Regions from separate parts of the Homo sapiens genome. Here region 1 is linked to region 2. Evidence: read pairs that join two places in POLR2A ChIA-PET (ENCODE). Cell type or tissue: HepG2. All regions are shown on one strand. Region 1 overlaps VAC14 (VAC14 component of PIKFYVE complex). Region 2 overlaps TERF2 (telomeric repeat binding factor 2).

Region 1 (2,500 bases), 1.3 Mb after region 2:
GGGTCCTCGGAGATTGAGTCTGTCTTGGGACGGGTAATGGAAAGGCATCCCTGCATCTCTGCCATTTTCCCCTGCAAACCGCAGGGGGACTTGTGAGGAATGAGGCGGGTGAGGGACAGCAGTGCTGGGACCCGAGTAAGGTGGCCAGAGCTACTCCGGCCCCAACAATGTCTGGCGACGCCCCTTGCCCGTGTTCTGATCACCAAGCTGTTTGTTTTCCTTTACTTCAGGCGACGATTCCCAAACTAGTCCCTTTGTTCCAGGCCAGGGAGCACTCCAGCTGCTGCGTATTCCACAGTTTACAGATGGTGAGCCTCCCCTTCTGCCTCGTCGGTGCTGGACCAAGACACGGAGGCCTCGGCAGGGCCCACACTCGGCCCCTCTGGCCTTGAAGCCACGGACCCAACTTGGGTCCAGCAGCCCCAGTGTTCATATGGCCATAGCCCCGTGTCAACATTTCCCTCCCCCAAATTATTTAACCAGATGGGCTGTCCTCCTGGTCATGGGCCCTGGGTGATTACAGTGATTCACTAGTCTCTCGTGTTCCCGTGGCAACTTTCCTTCAAAGGACCTCCTGCGCTCTGAAGGAGTTCCGGCCAGGGGCTGCCATTCTGGTTTCTGGGGGCACCTCGAGTGCTCTGCCCTGGGCGCCATGCGCATGGCTTCAGCTCCACGTCCCTCAGCGGGGAGCCGCCAGCCCCTGTCCCATCAGTGTCCTCATCCACCCAGAAGGCTGCGCATTTACCCTCTAGAACAAAGAGGGTCCCTCAAGCCAGGAATACCCTAACTGAGGAACCCCAGAGCCTGGCTGTATGCATGGACCACGTGCGGGCCTCACCTCCAGGAGGTCCACGATCTGTACTCTCAACAAGCTTCCGGGGCGGCCAGAGACCTGCTGCCTGCAACTGCCTCACCAGGCCTGATCGCTTCAGGCATGGCCATGCCCTCCTGAGGGAAGGAGGAGACTCTGGCAGGAGTCTGAGAGGATGGGTGGCAGCAGGGCCTGGCTCGGCCTTGGAGCTCTAGGCGGAAGGCCCTGACACTTGCCTTCTTGAGGCCCCACCCCCACCTGTGCAGAGTCTGGGTCCTGGTTTACGTTTCTGCTTGGCATTTCACTGTTTCCCTGCTGGTCTCTACCTTCACGGTCCCGAGCCTGCTGTGCACAGCCCTGGCCTCCTCTGTTCAAACAGAAAGATAAAGAGGTCAGCTCTTGGGCAAGACCTGTGCTTGGACTCTCCCTGGCCTCCTGACAGCCATGTGGCCTGGCCCACCTGCATAGCCCCAGCACCCCAAGAGGAAGCACAGCTCACAGCTGCTGCCCTGGGCACGGGCCATTCCTGCCTTTCTGGCTGTGATTAGGAGCTAGAGCCATGAGTGCCTTTCTTGTCTTCACATCTTTAGTCCAGGGGTTTTGTGAAATTTTATGAACTGAGATGGCTTTCTCTAGGCTTTATAAGTGCCCACTTAAAGAGCACTGAGATAAGTGTCAGGAAACAGGACGAGAAGTTAAACATGAATACTCACCAGTGGTAACAAAGAGCAAATATCAGAGCAGCCTCACGGCGGCCTCTGAGAGGCCGGTAAAAAGATCAGAGTCTCAAAGGACTGGGAGGATGGAGGTGCCACAGCCGTAGTGGTGGGCCACAGCATGGCTGGGAGGGGGCTCCTTCAGTTATTCTCGGCCAAATGGAAGGGGAGGGGTTCTCCTATTTGTACCCTCCCCCACCCCCTCCCGGGAGGCTGAAAAAATTCCTTTTGTGATCAGCCATTTTCAGAGAATTTTAAGACGGATGAAATAGGCTTTTCATCCACATGTTCCCTGCCAGCCCAGGAAATCTTCCCTGGATTAAACGCGTGAGAAATAAGAGGGCCCCAGACATGAGGCGTCCTTGGAAGTCACCCGAGGGGACATGTCTTAGTCCTAGCTCTGGGTTACAGGCGAGGCGCCCTATAGCAGAACTTGCGCTGGTGGGCAAGAGGCCTGCTCCCTCCACTCCCCACCAGGATCACGCCACTGCCCCTCTGAGCAAAGACACGAGGTAACCACCGACAGAGAAAGGCGGGTGGACAGATTTAATACTGGGATATGGCAGCCTCCGTGGGGAGGGACAGTGACCCTGAGCCATTGGGCTCAGGCTGGGAGCGTAGAGGCAGTGTCTAGCCGGGCTCAGGATCCGGAGGGAGATGTGTTCTGCACAAAGACAGTGAAGGCGGTGGACCTGGGCAAGCTGCAGAGCTCTCCGAGTCCAGAGACCACTGCTGCCAAACCAGCACCAGACCGAGCCTCATGCTGATAAATGCACAGAAAGGGCTGCAGAAGGAAACACACCAAGCTGAGACCCAGAGGCTACTTCTGAGGGAGGAGGTGGCAGGTGGTCAGGGGTCTTTCCCATTTACTGCTATACCATTCTGCATTATTTCAGTTTTTATTGTATGTGGTTTAATATTTCTAAACAGAAAATAAAGTATTGAGAATCCTCTGTGTGCTTCTCTTGGACTC
Region 2 (2,500 bases):
AAATGATGTTGAACATCTTTTCATGTAATTTTTTTTTACCATCTACATTATTTTGGGTGAGCTTTTTGCCCATTTAAAACTAGGGTTGTATAGACTTGTTTCTTTTGAGAGCTCTTCATATACTCTAGATACCAGTTCTTTGTCAGGTGTGATTTGTAAATATTTTCTCCCAACCTGTCGATTGCTTTTCCATTCTCTTAACAGTGTTTTTCTCAGAGCAAAAGTTTAAAATTTTGATTAAGTCCTATTCATCAATTTTTCTTCTTATGGATGTTTTTAAATTATTATCTAAGATTTTTTTGCCTAACTCCAGGACATAAAGATTCCTTCATGTTTCCTCTAAGTTTTATGGTTTCACATTTTACATTTAGATTATAATTTTGAGTTAATTTTTGTACAAGATGTGAGCTTATGGTCAAAGTTCATTTCTGCATATGGACATTCAATTGTTTCAATACCATTTGTTGAAAAGACCATCCTTTTCCCATTGAATAGCCTTCACATCTTTGTCAAAAATCAATCAGTCATATTTGTGTGGGTCTGTTTTTAGATGCTCTCTTCTGTTCTACTAATCTCTATAGTCGTAATTACTGTAACTTTCTCATAATTCTTAAAATTGGGTAGTATGAATCCAAATTTTTCTTTCAATATAACACTTTTTGGTTATTTAAATTCCTTTGCTTTTCCATATGTTTTAGAATTAGCCAGTCTGTATCTATAGAAAATCCTGCTGAGGCCAGATAGGGTGGCTCAAATCTGCAATCTCAGCACTTTGGAAGGTTGAGGTGGGAGCGTCACTTGAGCCCAGGAGTTCAAGACCAGACTGTGCAATATGGGAACACAGGGAGACCCCATCTTTACCAAAAAAAAAAAAAAAAAAATTAGCCAGGCAAGGTGGCACATGCTTGTGGTTCCAGCTATTCAAGAGGGTAAAGTGGGAAGAGCACCTGAGCCCAGGAGGTCAAGGCTGCAGTGAGCCATGATTATGCCACTGCATTCCAGCCCGGGTGACAGAGCGAGACCTTGTCACATTGAAAAAAAAAAAAAAAAACTGAGAAAAAGACAAAGAAAAGAAAGAAAATCCCGCTAGGCTGGGTGCGATGGCTCACGTCTGTAATCCCAGCACTCTGGGAGGCCGACGCAGGCGGATTGCCTGAGGTTGGGAGTTTGAGACCAGTCTGGCCAACATGGTGAAACCCTATCTCTACTAAAAACACACAAAAATTAGCCAGGTGCGGTGGCACATGCCTGTAATTTCAGCTCCTCAGGAGGCTGAGGCATGAGAATCGCTTAAACCTAGGAGACGGAGGTTGCAGTGAGCTGAGATTGTGCCACTGCACTCCAGCCTGGGCAACAGAGCAAGACTCCATCTCAAAAAAAAAAAAAAGAAAAAATCCTGTTGAGATTGTGACTGGAATTGTATTAACTCTATAGATCAACGGGAGCTAAGTGGCAACTTAATTTATGTCTTCCAATCCATGAACATGAACATTCAGTCTTAATTTTTTTTCTTTTTTGAGATGGAGTCTTGCTCTGTCACCAGACTGGAGTGCACTGCTGCAATCTCAGCTCACTGCAACCTCCACCTCGCAGGTTCAAGAGATTCTCCTGCCTCAACCTCCCAAGTAGCTGGGACTACAGGCGCATGCCACCATGCCCAGCTAATTTTTGTATTTTTAGTAGAGATGGGGTTTCACCGTGTTGGCCAGGATGGTCTCGATCTCTTGACCTCATAATCCGCCTGCCTCAGCCTCCCAAAGTGCTGCCTGGCCTTAATCTCTTTCATCAGCATTTTACAATTTTCCATATACAGTTCCTTCACATTTTGCTAGACTTACACGTATTTCTTTCTGTTCTGAAGCCATTGTAAATGGCATTGTGTTGGTAATTTCATTTTGAATTGTTCACTGCTAGTATATGGAAATATGACTGACTTTTCTTTTTTTACTTTAAAATGCTGTTTTCATGTGATGTATGACTGATTTTTGTGTTGATCTTGCTAAACTTACAGGATTTTTTTTTTTGTATACTTCATGAGATTTCTACATAGTCCTGCCATCTGCAAAAAGAAGTAATTTTATTATTTCCTCTCCATTCTGTATGCTTTTTCCCCCTTGCCTTATTGCACTGGTTAGGTCTTCCGGTATGATGTTGAATACAAGTGGTGAGCATTCCAATTTTTACCATTAAGAATGTTAGCTGTGGGCTTTTTGTAGACACCTTTTATCAGGTTGAGGAAGTTCCCTTCATTCCTAGTTTGCTGAGTGTTTTTATCATGAACTAATGTTGAATTCTGTGAATTTCAGCATCAATTTATATGATCATATGGTTTTTCTCTTAATATGGTGGACTACACTGATTGATTTTCAAATACTGAAGCAGCCTTGCATTCCTGGACTTTGGTTTCCCCACTCTGTCACACACTAACTGCATCTGCACCCAGGGCCAAGCAGCAGGACAGACAGTGGAAGGCTATGGAATTTGTTCCATGTTCTGGGGA

What was found. ChIA-PET counts read pairs that join two places held together with the same protein. Peaks named below come from ENCODE experiments on the same cell type or tissue, not always from the same donor. Only the 100,000 strongest peaks of a DNase experiment are listed, where the experiment ranks them.
Region 1: POLR2A ChIA-PET joins it to region 2 with 8 read pairs; 1 of 35 experiments calls an interaction of 5 or more read pairs at or near these places.

What each region holds. Positions count from the first base shown.
Region 1 is chr16:70,710,356-70,712,855 of GRCh38, forward strand. All of the region lies in intron 14 of VAC14 (VAC14 component of PIKFYVE complex), which reads right to left. Among named protein-coding and RNA genes, the nearest start is that of MTSS2, 26 kb to the left of the region's middle. In HepG2, a CTCF peak has its summit at 1,563; a DNase peak (open chromatin) is centred at 1,226.
Region 2 is chr16:69,375,830-69,378,329 of GRCh38, forward strand. All of the region lies in intron 3 of TERF2 (telomeric repeat binding factor 2), which reads right to left. Among named protein-coding and RNA genes, the nearest start is that of TERF2, 8.9 kb to the right of the region's middle. In HepG2, no CTCF peak of the experiment used is centred here; DNase peaks (open chromatin) are centred at 992 and 2,442.